Regions from separate parts of the Homo sapiens genome. Here region 2 is linked to region 1. The links are chromatin loops, found by intact Hi-C in ENCODE. Cell type or tissue: MCF 10A. All regions are shown on one strand. Links, peaks and the distances in the headings refer to the core of each region. The heading gives the core; the rest is flanking DNA.

What was found. Hi-C counts contacts between places; a loop is a spot of excess contacts. Peaks named below come from ENCODE experiments on the same cell type or tissue, not always from the same donor. Only the 100,000 strongest peaks of a DNase experiment are listed, where the experiment ranks them.
Region 2: a loop joins it to region 1, with 19 times the contacts of the local background. A loop is called at or near these places in 2 of 110 quality-filtered maps.

What each region holds. Positions count from the first base shown.
Region 1 is chr10:133,252,227-133,263,246 of GRCh38, reverse strand. It overlaps ADAM8 (ADAM metallopeptidase domain 8), which reads left to right. Exons shown (of 23, transcript NM_001109.5): 23 at 14-824. The coding sequence ends at 91. Among named protein-coding and RNA genes, the nearest start is that of MIR202HG, 9.9 kb to the right of the region's middle. RefSeq lists enhancers at 1-923, 3,862-3,911, 4,910-5,209 and a silencer at 1,240-1,569. In MCF 10A, for the core only: CTCF peaks have their summits at 5,328 (motif pointing right) and 5,533 (motif pointing left); DNase peaks (open chromatin) are centred at 4,936 and 5,576.
Region 2 is chr10:132,902,717-132,910,570 of GRCh38, reverse strand. It overlaps CFAP46 (cilia and flagella associated protein 46), which reads left to right. Exons shown (of 58, transcript NM_001200049.3): 20 at 503-652; 21 at 1,327-1,434; 22 at 1,937-2,103. Among named protein-coding and RNA genes, the nearest start is that of CFAP46, 36 kb to the left of the region's middle. RefSeq lists an enhancer at 5,691-6,191. In MCF 10A, for the core only: a CTCF peak has its summit at 6,166 (motif pointing left); a DNase peak (open chromatin) is centred at 6,160.

The DNA of each region.
Region 1 (11,020 bases), core at 4,068-6,567:
TTCCTCCTCCCAGGGTGCTGTTGGCCCAAAGGTTGCCCTGAAGCCCCCCATCCAGAGGAAGCAAGGAGCCGGAGCTCCCACAGCACCCTAGGGGGGCACCTGCGCCTGTGTGGAAATTTGGAGAAGTTGCGGCAGAGAAGCCATGCGTTCCAGCATTCCACGGTCCAGCTAGTGCCGCTCAGCCCTAGACCCTGACTTTGCAGGCTCAGCTGCTGTTCTAACCTCAGGAATGCATCTACCTGAGAGGCTCCTGCTGTCCACGCCCTCAGCCAATTCCTTCTCCCCGCCTTGGCCACGTGTAGCCCCAGCTGTCTGCAGGCACCAGGCTGGGATGAGCTGTGTGCTTGCGGGTGCGTGTGTGTGTACGTGTCTCCAGGTGGCCGCTGGTCTCCCGCTGTGTTCAGGAGGCCACATATACAGCCCCTCCCAGCCACACCTGCCCCTGCTCTGGGGCCTGCTGAGCCGGCTGCCCTGGGCACCCGGTTCCAGGCAGCACAGACGTGGGGCATCCCCAGAAAGACTCCATCCCAGGACCAGGTTCCCCTGCGTGCTCTTCGAGAGGGTGTCAGTGAGCAGACTGCACCCCAAGCTCCCGACTCCAGGTCCCCTGATCTTGGGGCCTGTTTCCCATGGGATTCAAGAGGGACAGCCCCAGCTTTGTGTGTGTTTAAGCTTAGGAATCGCCTTTATGGAAAGGGCTATGTGGGAGAGTCAGCTATCTTGTCTGGTTTTCTTGAGACCTCAGATGTGTGTTCAGCAGGGCTGAAAGCTTTTATTCTTTAATAATGAGAAATGTATATTTTACTAATAAATTATTGACCGAGTTCTGTAGATTCTTGTTAGATCAGCGGGGAAGGATGGAGGGCTTCAGTTCACGAGATACAAGGGTCGGCGCTTGGTAAAATGCAGACTGCGAATAGATGAGGTCAAGCCACCTTCTTTTCTCCCTGGATTTCTCAGGCCCTCCCCAGCGTAACTAAGCAGTCCCGCCCCTCCCGCGGGCAGACGATCCGATCCAGGAACCCACGCCCAAGAAGACTTCGCCGCGATGCACGGAGGAGCCCGCGCTACCCCTGCCCCGCCCCGTCTCCGGGCAATGGCCCGGCCCCGCCCCCGCCCCGTCTCCCGGCAACGGCCCCGCCCGCGCCCCGCCCATTCCGTCTCGTCTCCCGGCAACGGCCCCGCCCGCGCCCCGCCCATTCCGTCTCGTCTCCCGGCAACGGCCCCCGCCCGCGCCCCGCCCATTCCGTCTCGTCTCCTGGCAACGGCCCCGCCTCTTCCGGCCCCATGCCCTTGTCCGGGCCACTGCCCCGCACCCCCCCCGCCATGCTGGGCTCGACCCCGGCCCCGCGCGGCCTCCACGCCTGGCTGGACGCGCTCCCGCTCAGCCACCCACGCGCCGCCTGGCCCGGGACCTCAGCTATGGCGGTGGGCGCGCGTCCGCGAAGTCGTGGAGTCCGAGGGGCCCCCGCGGCAGGGGCCTGCGCCCTCGGCCCAGGAGAAGCGGCGAATGGCCCGCGGCGCCCCTCCCGGTTGCTCGCTGACCCCCCCGCCCAAGAGTCTGGGGCTGCGAACCCCGCTTCGCCTTTGCTGCATCCGACTCAGCCTTTCAGATCTGTAGGATCCGGGACTCCAGTGTCCGACTACAGGGCGGGGCTCACGGCCCACACGCGCCGCAGTACCCCGCCCGATGCGCACGTTCCCTCTGGGCACCCCCTGGGAGCGTCCCCGTGGTGCCAGGCTGGCGCGCTGGCCTCTGAGGAGGTGGCTTCTGCTCTAGGCACCTGAGCAGCAAGTCTGAGTGGGCGCCCACGGGGCGGAGGCTGTTAGACGCATCTGGTGCTGCACCGAGGAGGCCTGACGTCCCCTGTGGCCAAGCCCCCACACCCATGGGTGCTGCCTCCGGGTGGCTCCTCCGAGGCAGAGCCCTGAGCTGATAGCGCCCATTCGTCTCGCAGGCCTGCCACGCCCCCAGCTCCCTTCAGCACGAAGAATGAGAGCGTTCTGGAGGGGACAGGCCACTGCACTTGCAGAGGGTGGGTTCCTGTCTCTCAAGCCCATACCTCCCTTCCTCCCGATCTCCCCAGCCTCCGCCGCCCACCCCATTTCCTCGACAGTTGGATTCAAGGCTGGTGTCTACCTTGTAGTGGGGACCCAGCCGCCGGGCGCCAGAGCACCCAGACCCCGGAGTCCAGCAGCTACTGGAGGACAAGGAGCAGGCGCTGTCCTTTCCGCAGGAGACAGTCAGGGTGCAGGCGACCTGGCACCCTTGTTGCCGGGACACCCTGTGGCTGAAGGACTGGGAAACAGGGCCTGTGCGGAGCCTTGCAGAGAGGGCATGGCCTTCATTTTCTCCAGCCCTCCCCAAAATGCAGACATTTGCTGAGTACCTGTGGGCACCAGCTCTTATCACCTGGCGGTGCTGGCTGGCAAGTCTGCCTGGCTGCCCTCCAGCCAGAGCCGAGCCCCTTCTCCCATCCCCAAATGCACAGAAGACAGCCAGAGAGCCAGGGTCCTGGGCAGCACCTGCCCAGCCCAAGACTCCACATGAGCACTTAGATATGCAGTGCACACCTGGCTCTCTGCACACACCTGGTTCTCAACAGACACCTGGCTCTCCATGCACACCTGCTCTCAGTGCACACGCGGCTCTGCAGTGTACACCTGACTCTCTGCACACCTGACTCAGTGCACACCCGGCTCTGCAGCGCACACCTGACTCTCTCTGCACACCTGGTTCTCAGTGCACACCCGGCTCTGCAGCGCACACCTGACTCTCTCTGCACACCTGGTTCTCAGTGCACACCCGGCTCTGCAGCGCACACCTGACTCTGCACACTTGGTTCTCAGTGCACACCTGGCTCTCTCTGCAGACCTGATTCTCCGTGCACACCTGGTTCTCAGTGCACACCTGGCTCTCTCTGCAGACCTGATTCTCCGTGCACACCTGGCTCTCTCTGCACACCTGGTTCTCAGCGCACACCTGCTCTCAGTGCACACGCGGCTCTGCAGTGTACACCTGGCTCTCCGTGCACACCTGGTTCTCAGCGCATACCCAGCTCTGTGGTGTAAACCAGGCTTGACAGGCTCTGTGGACCCATGCCTGGCTCTGCAGGTGCACACCTGGCTCTTTCACCAGGGGTCTCCAGTTTTCCTGCGTGCAGGAAGCCCCTTGCCATACCTGCCTCCCCCAGCTCCAGCCATCAGGACCCTTAAGGGATGCTGGATGGGAGCCCGGACTCCACACAGACGTTCACTCCAGGCCTGCTGGGCAGTGCACGGCCACATCCGGAAGAATCCCTCTCACCCCAGGCACCTGCCTCGGGCACAGTGGCCACAGGAGAGGCCTGCTGACCGCCTCCTAAACCTTCCTATACTGGAAGCACAGACTCAGCCAGTCTCCAGCAGCAAACAACGTGACCCACTGTGGAAAAGCTGAGCTGCCTCAAAGGACGTTTCCCAGGTGAAGCCCAGGAATGACGGCCACATATGGGCAGAGCTGGGTGGCAAGGGGCAGGCCTGTGCTCAGTAGACTCAGCCGGACCAGGGCCCCCATGTGGACCCAACGCCACTCGCCGGTCATCCCAACAGTGTCTCTCGCTCAGAGACAAACTCCAAAGGCCAGGGGGTCTCTGCTGACTCTTCCAGGGCATCCATCTGACCCCATGCTGTGCAACAACTAAGCCAGGGCCCTCCGTGGAGTCGCCTTAAACTGCAGCTTGAGCTGCTTTCCCTCTGGGTGTCATGATGCAGCTGTGATTCTTGCTGCCACACGTGGATCATGGAGGCCGTGACTGGGAAGCCAGCAGCTTCACTTCCTGCCACCACTCCCTCTCTGCCAGGCTGCGGTCAATCTGAAGCCACAAAATGACGTCACTTTCCTGCTTTCTCCAGAAAACAGCTCATCCAGATCTGGGCACCCGCTCAGGAACCGCGATGTCGACATCATCTCCAAGAGCCCCTTCAACCCCGAGGCCCCTTGGGCACAGCCTGCACACCTGCCCCACACACTCTGTCCTGTGTCCCGGGCCCCTGTCTTGAGGTTCTGCCCTCCCCGGTGCCCCTGGGCCGAGGGCTTAGTCCCCTGCGGGGTCTCAGGAAGGAACTTCAGGGCCACAAACCTCAGGAGGGTTCCAAAGCCGCCTCAGGAGGCAAGGCGAAGGCAGCTGAAAGCAGCCGCTTCCTCCCTGAGCCAGAAGGCAAGGCCCCCTCCCCCTGCACGGCCAGCTGCTGCACCGCCCTGCAGGGGCACTGAGGCACAGCCCTCTCCACCCAGTGTCCCTGCAGTGCATAGGCTGAGAGGGCGGCTTCCCAAAGACTGGCCTGGTCAGGTGTGGTCAGCTACCCGGGGCCGCCTGTTCCCAGAGCCCCTCTCGAAGCCAGGCCAGGGCTGCCTCTAGGAAGGGGCCATTCCCAGGGGAGCAGCCCCTCAGTGCCACAGTGGGCTGGGGAGGGCCACGGCGGGTGCCAGCCCCCAGGGTCCGCCGCTTCCCCGCTGTCAGGGGGACTCGGTCCTGGCTCAGGAGTCCGGGTCATGCTGGGTCATGCACGTGGCAGGCTGCAAGCGGTGCTCCTGGAATCAGGAGACTCAGGTTTTCTGGAGTCACTGCAGTGACCCCTCAGAGACAGGGCTCCCACAGCACAGATTTCAGCAGGTCCTGCAGCTGGGGCTGGGCAGGAAGTGCTGGGGAAGGGCCTGGCCGAGAAGCCCGAGCCAACCCAGGCCTAGGCAGCTTCTGTCAGGAGCTGTGGCAGTGCCAGACCCTGCCCTGCCACCCCGGGTGGTGACAGCACAGGCCACCGCTCAGCTCCAGGTGCCCCCACAGGCTCATGCACACACAAACAGGGCTGCCTGCCACCTGCGAGGAACCTGCTCTCTCCAGGGACTCAGAAACAGGCGCCAGGCCAGAGACACACCACAGCCAGAAAGGCAGGTATCAGGAGCCAGCGGGTGCTTGGTGCCTGGAGGCCACACCCCAGACACCCACAGGCAGGGCCGGCTCACCCGCCGGAAGACAGGCCCAGGAGGCCCTCTGCAGGGTCCCCAGGATGACCAGGGCCCTGGTGGCATGAGGCTGGTGGAGGGTGTTGAAGCCAGGAACCCTCTCGATGGAGTATGGACCCCATCCTGGCTGGAGGAGAGGTTGTCAGGGCGGGGCTGGCCCTTGGGAGGCACCACAACCCCTGTGCAGGGTACCCCAACCGGGGAGAAGCCACCAGGCCACGCTGGAGTGGGAGCCAGGACCTCAGCGCCAGGTCCCCACCGCGTCTGCCGTGCCCACCCCTAGAGGGTGCTGAATCCTGGCCCCTCCCAGCTCTGGGTGTGTGGTGGGGAGGAGCTGCTTCTCTCCGTCCTCACCCGGCCTTGCCCTCGGCCAGCAAAGACCGCAGAGGAGAGTGAGACCCTTGGGAGCTCCCTGGGCTCAGGGGTTCTGAGTGCCTGTGCTGGGACCTTGGACGGCCAAGACACCGCTTGACTTCCACCTTCTGTCCTCTGGCGCCCGCCTGCACCTGGTCCTCTGCCTGCCCACGCGGCCAGCTAGAAAGCGCGCGCCCTCCAGTGGGAAGGAGAGCAAGGAGTAAAACGTCCCGCCAGGGAGTGGGGAGTGTCAGGAAATTAGGAGGAAGTGTCGGGGCTGCGGCTTGCCGGGATGTAGGAGCACAGGCCCTGGGGCAGAGGAGGGGCGGGGGGAGCCGTGAGAGGCCCGGAGGGAGCAGGGGAGGTGGAGAGGAGCTTTCCCCAGTGGAGCTGGCAGGAAGAGTCCCAGGTGCAAGGAGCGCATTTTAGAATTCCAGGACTCGGGAGGAAACCTGCAGGATGAGGGCTCCCCTTGGGGGCGGCCTGCATTTCTCAGCGGGAAGGTGGGTGTGGGTGCCCCTCACATCACCTGGCGTTTATTTTTGCATGTGTGAAATATAACAACAATTTCCTAGGGGAAAACACCCTAGGGTGCACAAAAGTTGTAAAAATGGGAACATATGGTCCGAAACTCACTGCTGAATAATGTGCTGTCATGAAATTTACTTCAAAAACCCCCTCACGGAGTACAATCTTGGGTAGATGAAGGAGAAAAAAAGTAAAAATGAATTTAAAAATCTCTTAAAGCTTCTGTTTTTTGTTTTTTATTTTTGAGACAGATCTGGCTCTGCTGCCCAGGCCGGAGAACAGCTCACTGCAGCTGGAGCCGTTCTCCCACCTCAGCCTCCGGCACGTGCCACCACGCCCAGCTAATTCTTTTCTTTTCCTTTTTTTTTTTTTTTTTTTTTGAGACAGGGGTCTCACTCTGTTGCCCAGACTAGAGTGTAGTGGCACAATCTCAGCTCACTGCAACCTCCACCTCCTGGGTTGAAACGATTCTCCTGCCTCAGCCTCCCAAGTAGCTGAGATTACAGGCGCCCGCCACCACGCCCGGCTAATTTTTGTATTTTAGTAGAGACGGGGTTTCACCATATTGGCCAGGCTGCTCTCAAACTCCTGACCTCAGGTGATCCGCCCGCCTCTACCTCCCAAACTGTTGGGATTACAGGCGTCAGCCACTGCGCCTTGCGTAATTCTTTTCATTTTTTGTAGCAATGGGGGTCTCACTGTGTTGCCCAGGCTGGTCTTGAACTCCTGGGCTCAAGTGATCCTCCTGCCTCTGCTTCCCACAGTGCTGGGATTACAGGTGTGAGCCACTGCGCCTGGCCAGCTTCTTTAGATCAAGCTGTAAATAACTTCAAATAGTAAATTAGTAGAGCAGACACGACTGACTAAAATTATTAGCAATGAAAGCACAAAGGAGTAAGCAGGGGAGGCCACCCTGAGCACGTCTGGACGGCTCGCGTGGGGAGTCCACGCTCAGAGCACCCCACAGGTGTGCAGGAACCGGCATGATCCACAGTGATCGCCTTTGGTGGCAAAACTTATTTCTTTTCTGCAGTACTCACAATTCTCCATCATAACAATGTGTCGTTTTACAAGCAGGAATAAATGAAAACAATGGCTGTTCAAAGCTTGCTGGAGAGAGGCGGCGGCAAAGCTCTGCTGCTCCCCGTGTTTCTGGAATCTGTTGACAATTGTATCTGCGCTTCTCACAGATTCTGAGAAGGACACGTATGTTTAACAAATATATATAACTTCCTCAGAGAGCCACTGAAGGCCAGGTGCGGTGGCTCATGCCTGTAAACCCAGCACTTTGAGAGGCCGAGGTGGGCGGATCACCTGAGCTCAGGAGTTCACGACCAGCCTGGGCAACACAGCCAAATCCCGTCTCTACAAAAAATACAAAACTTGGCCCGGCATGGTGCCCGTAGTCCCCTCTACTTGGGAGGCTGAGGTGGGAGGATCGCTTGGGCCTGGGAGGTGGAGGCTGCAGTGAGTCGAGATTGCACCCCTGTACTCCAGCCTGGGCCACAGAGTGAGACCCTGAAATAAAGAAAAGCTGTGGACGTGGCTGAATCGTGTGCACCGCTGACCCCCAGCATGTGGGCCTCACCCACCATCCACGCGACGCCCTCGCCAGGAAAAACAGAGCCATGTGACCGGGGAGGGTTGATGGGGGTGTCCAGAGGCCAGAGTGCCCTGGCAGGGTGGCCCCCACCCCATCTGTCCCTGGAGGTCTTTGTCTCCTTCTGTGCTGAACTCCACCCTCCAACAGCTCCCCGTGGCTGCCCAAGCAGGGGTGGCGGGGTGTCAAGGAGGGTGGGCGGCGGGACCGCGGGGCAGAGGGGCTGTGCATCCTGGGTAATCCCACCCTCGCCCTGGGTGGCCACCAAGCGGTGCCGGCAGCTGGACCTGGGTGCGGAGTGTGGAGCCGAGTTCACCTGCCTTTTTGTGGCTCCCAGAGGAACACGCAGAGACCCAACTGAGGCCAGCCTAACTGGGGCTGCTGAGGGTCAGCCCCGGCATCGGCTCGGGGCACCAAGGACCCAAGGAGACTGAGCAGGGACTGCAGCCGCTCAGCGGGGGTTGGAGGTGGCAGAGCCCTCCTCAGCCTGGGGGAGCTCAGCCCTGTCCTCAGTGAGAAAGACCCCCAGCCCCTGGCAGCGGACGGCAGTGACCACACAAGGGCTTGAGACCTGGGACTGGGACCTGGGCCGAGTGTGGGGTCCAGACCCAGGTGGTGGAGAAAGGGGTAGGCTCTGCAAGTGTGTGTGTGTGCATGTAGTGTGCTTTGTATGAGTGTGGGGTGTGTGTGTGTAGTACTAAACACATCATGTGACGTGTATATGTGTGTGGTGTGTGTCTACATGTGGTGTGGTGTGTGGGGTATGTATATATGTGGTGTGTACATGTGTGGTGTGTACAGGTGGGATGTGTATATATATGTGGTGTGCACATGTGTGGTGTGTGGGGTGTGTATTTGTGGTGTGTATGTGTGTGGTGTGTAGGTGTGTGGTGTGTGGGGTGTGTATATATATGTGTAGTGTGTACATGTGTGGTGTGTGTGTTGGGTGGCACGTGTGCACATGAGACACGGGGTCCAGCCCGGTGGCCCCAGCTCCTGGCCAGGCAATCCCAGGGGACAAAGGCTCCTGGACAAAATGGCTTTGGCCCCTTCCGCCCGCCGTGGCCTTGGAGGGCAGAGGAAAGTTCTCATGGCCCAGCGAGTGCTCCTGATATGTGGGTGTGCACAGGAGAAGAGAAAGAAAATATCAAGAAGCCGTGATTATCTCCTCTGAGGGAGTCACAGACACGCAGCCTTGAAACGCCAGCCCTGAGCTTAGGGCAGGGCTCTCCCAGGGCCGGGGATTAACTCTTTGCTTCCCTCTCCCTCCGGGGCTGGGGGCTGCCTATGGTGGCTCAGCTGAGCCCCTGGCCCACCAGCCCCTTGAGACCATCCCAGACCCTGCCAGGAGCCAGGCGGTGATCAGCCTCTGGGCACAGGCCCAGCCCTCCATCTCCCCTACAGCCGGCCTGGAGCACAGATTCCAGGGCCTGGCTCCCAAGGGGACATCCCATGGGGTCCCAGAGCCTCAGGAGCCTCAGGGCCCGGTCACTCAGCTGCACTGCCCTCCACACATGATCTGGGGCAGCCCCAGCACGCCTCAGGTCCTCAGTCTGACCTGGATCCCGGGAGCCCCCTGAAGACAGACGAACCGACCTGGGTCCTGGTCACTGCTCCAAGCTCATGCCCTCTCCATAAACTCGGTGTGGGGCCACCAGACGTAGCAAGTAAAAATTCAGGACACACAATTAATTCAAATTTCAGTGAAACAATGAAAACTTACAGTGTGAATGCATCCTAAATATTTCATGGGACATATTTATCCTAAGAAATGGTCCGTGTTCTTCCGAGACGCACATCTGACCCTGGGCCCCGTGTTATTCTGACCAGGGCATCCCAGGGTCAGCCGACCACCGCAGAGCGGGCACCCCCACGGCTCCGCCGCACAGCCCCAAGTTTTATTTCTATTTTATTTATTTTTTGCGGAATAAACAGTCTCAAGTGCACAAGCCCAGGGCTCTGGCAAATGCGTCCAGTGCGTAACTACCTCATCCTCAGGCCACGGAACATTCTACCGGGGGGGCCCTGTCACCCCACGTGGTTTGGCCTGCTCTGGGGAGGCCCGAGACCCTGTGTGTCTGCTTCTTTCTTGTACAGTCATCATGATTTTTTATCCATTTCTGTGTGGATGAAGGAGACTTGGGGACTTGGAGTGGTTCCTGTTTGAAGACCTTCTCCTTCTCCTTCTCCTTCTCTTCTTCTTCTTTTTTTTTTTATATGGAGTTTCACTCTTGTTACCCAGACTGGAGTGCAATGGCGCAATCCCGGCTCACCGCAACCTCTGTCTCCCGGTTTCAAGCGATTCTCCTGCCCCAGCCTCCCGAGTAGCTGGGATTACAGGTGCCCACTACCACGCCTGGCTAATTTTGTATTTTTAGTAGAGACGGGGTTTCTCCATGTTGGTCAGGCTGTCAGGCTGGTCTCGAACTCCCGACCTCAGGTGATCTGCCTGCCTCAGACTCCCAAAGTGCTGGGATTACAGGCGTGAGCCACCATGCCCAGCCTTCTTTTTTTTTTTTTGAGACAGGGCCTCGCTCTGTCACCCAGGCTGGAGTGCCTTGGACCATCACAGCTCACTGCAGCCTCGAACTCCTGGGTCAGATGATCCTCCCGCCTCAGAGTCTCGCATAGTTGGGACCACAGGTGCATCCACCACACACAACTAGTTTATTTTTTAATTTTTTGTAGAGACAAGGTCTCACCATGTTTCCCAGGCTGGTCTCAAACTCCTGGGCTCAATCAATCCTCCTGCCTCAGGCTCCCAAAGTGTTGGGATTACAGGCGTGAGCCACCCACCGCACCCGTCCCAGAATGTTCTTATTGAAGTCTTTCTGGGGACGGATGATTTCATTCCTCTTTGTAAATGCTTAGGAGTGGAATTGCCAGGTCACACGGTGGACACAGGTTTCATTTGTAAGACTCTGTCCATCTCCGAGGGAACTCTATTTCCAGCACCTCCTTTGACAGGTGGGGAAACTGAGTCCAGGAGCGGTCAGCTTTGCTCTAGGCCTCGGCTGCTTCTCTGGGGTAGCCATTGACATCGCCCGGCCTGCAACTCAGGGGTCGGTGGGACCAGCACATAACCTGAGGGAAGTGCTGACTCCCGGGACACTGGACCTATGGGGTGGGGGCTGCAGGGCAGGGTCAGGAGCAGAGTGGGACAGGGTGCAGGGCAGGACAGGGTGCAGAGAGGGATGGGGTACAGGGCAGGACGGGGTGCAGGGCAGGACGGGGTGCAGGGAGAGCTGGGGTGCAGGGAGGGATAGGGTGCAGGGCGGGCCGGGGTGCAGGGTGGGCTGGGGTGCAGGGTGGGGCGGGGTGCAGGGCGGGCTGGGGTGCAGGGAGGGATGGGGTGCAGGGCGGGCCGGGGTGCAGAGCGGGGCACGGTGGGGTGCAGGGTGGGATAGGGCAAGATGAGGTGTGGGGCAGGACGGGCTGCTGGGCAGGGTTGGGCCCAGCCTCAGGGTGTGGCCAGTGTAGACTGAGGTCTCCACATGCGATGCAGGAGGAGCAGGCCACCCTCTTTGGGAACT
Region 2 (7,854 bases), core at 4,867-7,366, 350 kb after region 1:
GGAAACTGAGGCGCACAGCATGAAGAAACTCACCTGGTCACACGGCCAGCAAGACAGGGAGCTGGGGCGCAGCCCAGGGGCTCAGGGCAGCAGCCCACATGCCCGTCACTGCAGGCAAAGCACGTGGCAGATTTCACGCCCCCACTTTCGGGGCTCCGTCCTTGCTGCCCCACCCCCAACCGATACCAGCTGCAGTGGGGGAGGGGTGCTGGCTCAGCTGCTCCTTCCTGCGGGGTCCCAGGCCCATGCCGTGGGGACAGCTCAGGAGTGAGGGCCGGGGCGCACTGGAGGCCAGGTGGCAGCTGCGTCCTCGGCGTCTGGGGGTGGGGCTTCATCTGCTGGGTTTGTGGTGCAGCCGCTGGTGGGCCTGAGGTCTCGTGTTTAAGGCCCTTCACGGGCTGGATCAGGAGCGGGCTCCATCCATCTTTTAATGGTTCGGATCTTGGCTCAAGGTCCCCTGTTTAGAATTCAGGTTTCGTGACCGAGAACACGTCTGTCCTAGGTCTGCGAGTTTGCCCTGAACCTGACCAATGGGAGTGCGCCCGAGGAGACGGTGCCCACCGGCACCCGGCAGCAGCTTATCGCCACCTGGGTCAAGGCCAAGCAGCTGCTGCAGCAGCAGATTGGGCCACGGCTGGGCACCGAGGAGCAGGTGGGCGCCCCTGCCCACATCTGGGCTCTGACTGAGGCCCTGTGGACATAGAGATCTGAGACAGCCGGGGGTGGTGGGGCCCCCGGGACCACTTAGCTCCAGATGGAGCCATCACGGATGGCCTGGGCACTCCCTTTTCCCACTGAGCTCACCGCCGCTGGCTGCCCTTGAGTGTGGCACGGGGCCTCCTCTGCCCACCCGTCCACGGGGTCTGTGAGCTGCTGGGCCTGTGGGGGTGCTGCGCTCTCCCAAGGAGGAGTGGGCCCAGGGCCGGCCCCATGAGCTCCTGGAAAGCCAGATGGAGGAGGGGCCTTGGAGCCTGGCCAGGAGCCAGGCCCTAGTGGGGCCCAGGGAGGCGGGGAGGGTCCAGGTGTTGACCTGCCTGCCCCAGCAGCCACCATGTCAGGCCCACTGGTCCTTCCCTCCTCGGGGGTCACCCAGCCTTCAGACAAGGCTGCCTCACACATGGGGGCCGCACGGACTTGGGGCTCCTCGTTGTATGAGAAGATGACCTGCAGGTCAACAGTTACAAAAACAGCCTAAGGTATAAACGCTCCCAATTTTGTGGTCTGATTATTGCCATAAAACTAATACCTTGCAGTGTTAAATTCACGCATATTCCAGACTCCCCCCGCACGCTTGGGCTGATACACTCAGGGCATCCTCCCCACCAGGGCACCAATGAGGATGTCAGCTCGGTGACCAGAGTCCTCGTTGCCTTGGAAATGTACTCATGCAACGGGCTGGGCCTCATGGACTTCACTGTCCCCTCCCTGGCCCAGGTAGGTGTCCCCAGGGGTCCCGGGAGGCCAGGGGCCAAGAGGCGAGGACGCCGAGGCTCTTGCCCTAGGTGGCTGGAACTCGAGCCCCATCGTGCATGCTCACCCCCACTCTGCCCCGCTCTCCCCCACCTCCCAACGGAGCTGCGCCCCCTCGACGCACTTCCTTCAGCTCCATGCTCAGAGCATCCCTGTCTCCTGGTGCGAGGCAAACGCTGTTTGAGCGGACCCTCCATTCCCACCCAACCCTGAGCCGCTCAGGGGCAGCCAAGGGCTGCACACGCCAGTCCCGTGTCCAGGACACCCTGTGGGGTGTGGGAGCTACAAGGACATCAGGGGTCCTCACAGGCACGGACGTGGCAGCTCAGCTTTTGTGGCACGGTGGCCCTTCACAGGCCACGCCTCTGCTTAGGATCACATGCGCTGCGTGGTCCGTGGGGGCTGCAGGCCGTGGGAAGTTCGTTGTTGCTAACACGGTGCCCCTTCTCTTGCCACCCACCGGAAGTTGGTGAAAATGGCTTCCGAGTGCAACTGGTCGGACCCCCTGGTGGAGCTGCAGACCCTGACGCGGCTGACCCACTTCGCCCATGCAGCGCGTGACCATGAGACCACCATGGCCTGTGCTCACAGGGCTCTGGAGATGGGCATCAAGTACCTGAAGAAATTTGGGCCGTAAGTAACCCTCATGACTGGACAAATTCCCTCAAAACGGGCAGGGAGCGCAGGCCTGGGCCTCAATCACAGATCAGGGAGCAGGTGAGCGCCCCACCAGTTCCCCAAAACGGGCAGGGAGCGCGGGCCTGGGCCGCGATCACAGATCAGGGCGCGTGTGAGCGCCCCACCAGGTCCCCAAAACGGGCAGGGAGCGCGGGCCTGGGCGGCGATCACAGATCAGGGAGCAGGTGAGCACTCCACCAGGTCTCCAGGCCCAGTCCAGAAAGCTTCCCACAGGCCTCAGCCATGTGCACAGGCAGCCTCCGTCCTGCCGGCCCCGTGCCCTCATGGACAAGTCAGCAGTGGCCCCGTGGAAAGCTGGTCAGGAAGGATTCTGAAGTCACGTGGGCCTCAGCAGGAGGGGTGTGTGGCCTGCTGGCCGCGTGTGCATTGTAGGCACAGAAAGGGGGGGCCTCAGCCTTCAGAGGCTGGGACAAAGGGCCACAGACCGGGGGGCTCCCACCCCAGATGGTTCCTGCTCACAGTTCCGGAGGCTGGAAGTGCCATCGAGGTGTGGCAGATTCGGCGTCTGCGAGGGCCCCTTCCTGTCTCACAGACGGCGCCTCCCGCTGTGTCCTCACATGCGGGAAGGGGCAGGGCTCTCTGGGGTCCCTTTCATAAGGGACTAACCCTGTTTGTGAGGGCTCCATCCCCATGATCCAACCCCCCTCAAAGGCCATCAAAGGCCACCCCAACACCATCACTGTGGGGGTGAGGATCGCCCAGCATGGGAATTTTGAGGGGACACGGACACTCCGCCCATGGCAGGTCGAAGGGAATTTTGAGGGGATAGGGACATTCAGCAGGTAGACAGCTGCCATTTCTAACGACATACAGCTTTGAAGTAATTTTGAATAGACAGATATGCACGCTAATTAAATTTGAAAATAAATAAGGGTAATTTCAATGAAAGAAAATGGCCTCTGACTTGGGTCCCTCGCTCACTCTCCAGAGTCAGCCGTGCCGCCAGGTCCCCGTCGTCAGCATAGCTGGACACAGAACATTCTCATTCTTTAATTTTCACGGATCTCACTTTTAGTGGCTTACCGTGTTCCATCCAGTTGAGCAATTGTTATCATCCCTAATCTTTCCCCAATTTTTGAATATGAGGCTGTTTTCCATCTGTTGCTATTGTAAATGTTTCTGCAGTAAAGGTTGTTTTCCTTGAGGTTCTTTTTGGCTAATTTCCTGGGTCTAATAATCCTGGAAGATGAAACCGCTGACCCAAAGGCTGTAACGATGTTTTCTGTGGCCAAATGGCCAGCGTGGGCAGCACCTGCCGGAGGCAAGGAGCGCCCCAGGCCCACGCCCCATCTTCCCACAGCCCTGCACACCAGGACGGCTCCAGGGCCTGTGTCGGCCACACCCGTGGGGATGCGAGGCCAACATAGGAACGTGCCAAGATGCCTTTCACGTCGGCAACTTCCACGTGTCCGGGGTCTCCTGGGTGCTCAGAGGCACAAGCAGGCCAGTGCTCAGGACTGGATACCATGTACCAGGCCCCCCATTCACTCAGTGCCCAGCACGGGGCATCACGCGCCAGGACCCCATTCACTCTTCTCAGTGCCCAGGATGGGGCATCACACGCCAAGACCCCGTTCACTCTTCTCATTGCCCAGGATGGGGCATCACGCGCCAGGACCCCGTTCACTCTTCTCGGTGCCCAGGACGGGGCATCACGCGCCAGGACCCCGTTCACTCTTCTCAGTGCCCAGGACGGGGCATCACGCGCCAGGACCCCGTTCACTCTTCTCAGTGCCCAGGACGGGGCATCACGCGCCAGGACCCCGTTCACTCTTCTCAGTGCCCAGGACGGGGCATCACGCGCCAGGACCCCGTTCACTCTTCTCAGTGCCCAGGACGGGGCATCACGCTCCAGGACCCCGTTCACTCTTCTCAGTGCCCAGGATGGGGCATCACGCGCCAGGACCCCGTTCACTCTTCTCAGTGCCCAGGACGGGGCATCACGCGCCAGGACCCCGTTCACTCTTCTCGGTTGGCAGGCACTACTGTTCCCAGGCTCTAGAGCAGGAAATGGGCAGGCAGAGGCCAAGTTGCTTCTGAGGCCACCCAGCTGGGGTGAGTGGCAGAGCTGGGACTGAACCCAGGCGATGGGCTATAAGCACTGCCTTGGCAGGGGTGAGACTGCGAGTGCTCAGGAGGCTGCGAGCCCTGCCAGGAGCTGTGCACCTGGGACCCTGCCCTGCTGGCCTGGCACTGCCATGCGTGGTGCCCCACGTTCACAAGGGGGGCTAGAGGGAGAGCGTGGCAGCAAAGGGCCGGAGCAGAGTTGGTCTGGAGCCCAGTCCCGCTGTTTTCTCTTTGCCAACATCGACGGGCTTTTCACTGCAAATGATCTTTCTTCCAAAACAGTATGGACAGGATTCCATGCCAGGCCCCCCTCTTTGGCATCCCTCTGTTGGAGGCTAGAGGTTACATTTTCCCTGCAGCCTGTAATAAAAATCAATTTGCTTCCAAAAGGAAAACTCACCTCCTTTGATGTCCCTCCCTAGCCTTCCTTGCAGGTGGGGCTGGGGGTGCGTCCCCAGCCCTGCAGCTCTGGCATAAGCAGGAGATGCCTGCCACCCACCCTGGCCCCTCAGGCCCTGGATGTGCTGAGGCTGAAAATACATCTGCCTGGCTCTGGACATGCTGAGATACCAGGCCAGGATCAGAGGTGTCTCTGGAAGTCTCTGTCTGACACCAGGCTGAGATCAGAGGAGCAGGAAATAGAACTGCCCCAACCTTCTCAGCAGCCACCACTTGAAGCAAAAAGAAAATAGAACGTTCCACGTGGAGGTAATTGTCAGCCTGGAATTCAAGCTCACCCAAACCATCAGTCACATATCAGGTCAAAATAAGCCATTTTAGACAAAAGGACCCAGAGAGTGTACTTCCCATACACCATTTTTAGAAAGTTTCTTGAGGATATGATCCAGAAAAACAAGGAAGTAAACCAAAAAAAAAAAAAAAAAGGAAAGATATGTGGGATGCTAGAAATAACAGATTCAACCTAGAAAGGTAGTCAAGAGCTGTCCCCAGATGGACGCTGTGCGGAGAGAGCTGTCTGACTGCATTGGGTGGCTCAGGAGGACCCTGGGGAGGGCGGGGAGACAGAGTCCCTCATAGGACGGATGGGGACAGTTCAGAGGCGTACACCAGTTAGAGAGTCCGGGAAACCAAGTCATTTACAGCCGGACTCTCCAATGAGAAACATGGTGTTCACTGATATTCCACTTTTAGGATTAACTTGTTGACAAAGAAAGAAGCATTTTGACAAAAGGAAAGGATTGATTTTGACAATACAAAAGTGAAGGAAAAGCGCAGATAACATATGCTGGTAGAGCAGGAAGGACGAGCTAAGGGAAGCGTGGGTGTTGTGGTCCTCACCGGGAAGGTGAGTCACCAGGGTCACAGTGGGGACCAGAAGATGAGAGGCTGGCGTGACGTCGTAGGTGCCAAGGTGATAGGTGGGGATTAAGTGTCATGCGGTCACTGGCCACACAAGTCAGTTGGAAGGGGCTGCAGGGGGTCTGAGTGAGCTGAACTGCATTCACCCTCGTAAGGAGCCTGTAGGTCGAGGCTGCAGCAAGCCGTGATTGTACCACTGCGCTCCAGCCTGGGTGACACAGCGAGACTCTGTCTCCAAACAAAACAGAACAAACATTATTTCTAAGAGAAATAAACTACAAAGACAGCGTCATAGAGGTGAGGGTGCAGAGTGCTGCTGCATAAAGCCTCCTCATAACTGAGTTACAATTACTTCCCCAAGTGTGGAGGGCAGAGCGGCACACAACAGGAGGATGTGGGGGCTGGGCGCCCTGGCCGTGCCACTGCTGTGTAAATTGACTTAAAAATCATTTTTTCTGTTAAATTAGCTAAAGCTGTAAATTTAAACATATGGTGACAGGGAAAAGGAGAAGTCATATGAGACTGGAAAAATTGGATTTCCACGTTAAGACTTTGGAAAGTCCTTTGTGGACCATTGCTGTCCTCTAGTGGCCCTTGGTGTCATTGCGTCCCAGCGGGAGCCCCTCTGCCCTGGGCGCAGTGTTGGCGCCTTTCCACCAACCGCAGGTGGGTGCTCCTGTGTGCAGGCAGCCTGGGTGCCAGGAGACTGGAGAGAACCCGCAGGCGTGCTGCTCAGCAGGAGATGATGTGGTCACCTCGCTGGTCACTGTCAGAGCCACAGGCCCTTCCCCAGTCCAGCAGGACCCATGCCCACATCCAGCAGACGACCAGCCTTTGTAAGAGATACTTTAAAAAGTTTACACATATTTCAGTTCTTCATTCTAATTTCTTTCCGTTTTGAAAATTATGTGTAGAAACTCTAGCATGGAATTTGCCACAGAGTAGCTTTTATGATAGCATTTTACACTAATAGCAAAAATGGCTTTCTGTTCTTGGTGAAAAGTACAGCAGTTACGAATGAGTTCATATTCTCAATTGTGACTGTGTGGTTGCCAAATCAGTTTCGCATTTATGCTATTAGTGTCAAGGAATATATATTATACATTTCATGTAGATTATTAAAATACACACAAAATGGGTAAAGAACAATAGTCTTAAGAGTGTCATTTGGACCTTCCAACTCAGCTCAACATTTTTATTTAACGTAATCACCAACAGTGATTTTATATATATTCACATATCATATATTTATTATGTGTAATATATTTATATTTAATGTTGTTAATAATATAAATTTAAAAGTCACCTAGTTCCGGCCTTGAAAGCATAATGGGTATCGTACTCTTGTGCTGTGAAAAAGAAAAACTGTAAAACTTGAAAATATACGTGAGACAGTTGTTTTTAGCTGTTGGACAGCAGGCAGTACCAGGCAGCCATTCTTGCTAGAAGGAAATATCGGAAGTGGGCTCCGCATTCTGCCTAAGGGAGCTTCACATGCTGCAGCCTGGAGAGCGGGCCCAGATGGAAGAGTCGCGGGGAGAAACGGGTCAGGGCTTGGGCCCAGATGGATGGAAGAGTCGCGGGGAGAAATGGGTCAGGGCTTGAGGCTGTAGCAGCTGAGGTGTCCAGGATGTGACGCGGCAGGTGGGGTGGGGCCCTCGTTCTGTGGAGCCACCCATGAGTCTGTGCCTGTCTGGTGGTAAACTGTGTGTGCACAGGACTAGATTCCAGGCCTGGCAGAAAACAGGGATGGAGGGGTCTGTACGCTGACAAGATGCCAGAGGCCATCCTGCGCTAGAGAAGTTGGAGCTGTGGCCAGCTCACATTGGGGCGTAACTCACTGAACTCCAGGCATTCAGAAAGACACACCTTAGCAATGGGGTGAGAGAAGTTGGAGCTGTGGCCAGCTCACATTGGGGCGTAACTCACTGAACTCCAGGCATTCAGAAAGACACACCTTAGCAATGGGGTGAGAGAAGTTGGAGCTGTGGCCAACTCACACTGGGGCGTAACTCACTGAACTCCAGGCATTCAGAAAGACACACCTTAGCAATGGGGTGAGAGAAGTTGGAGCTGTGGCCAGCTCACATTGGGGCGTAACTCACTGAACTCCAGGCATTCAGAAAGACACACCTTAGCAATGGGGTGAGTGCAGACTCACCCCAACAAAGCCTAAACCACATCTCAGTAGGATGAAGCTGAGCCACCAGTAATTAACTGCCTGTCAGAACAAAACCCAACACTCTTTAAAGGAAGTGGACACAATCCACACTTTCAGCAGCAGAGCCCTCACGACGT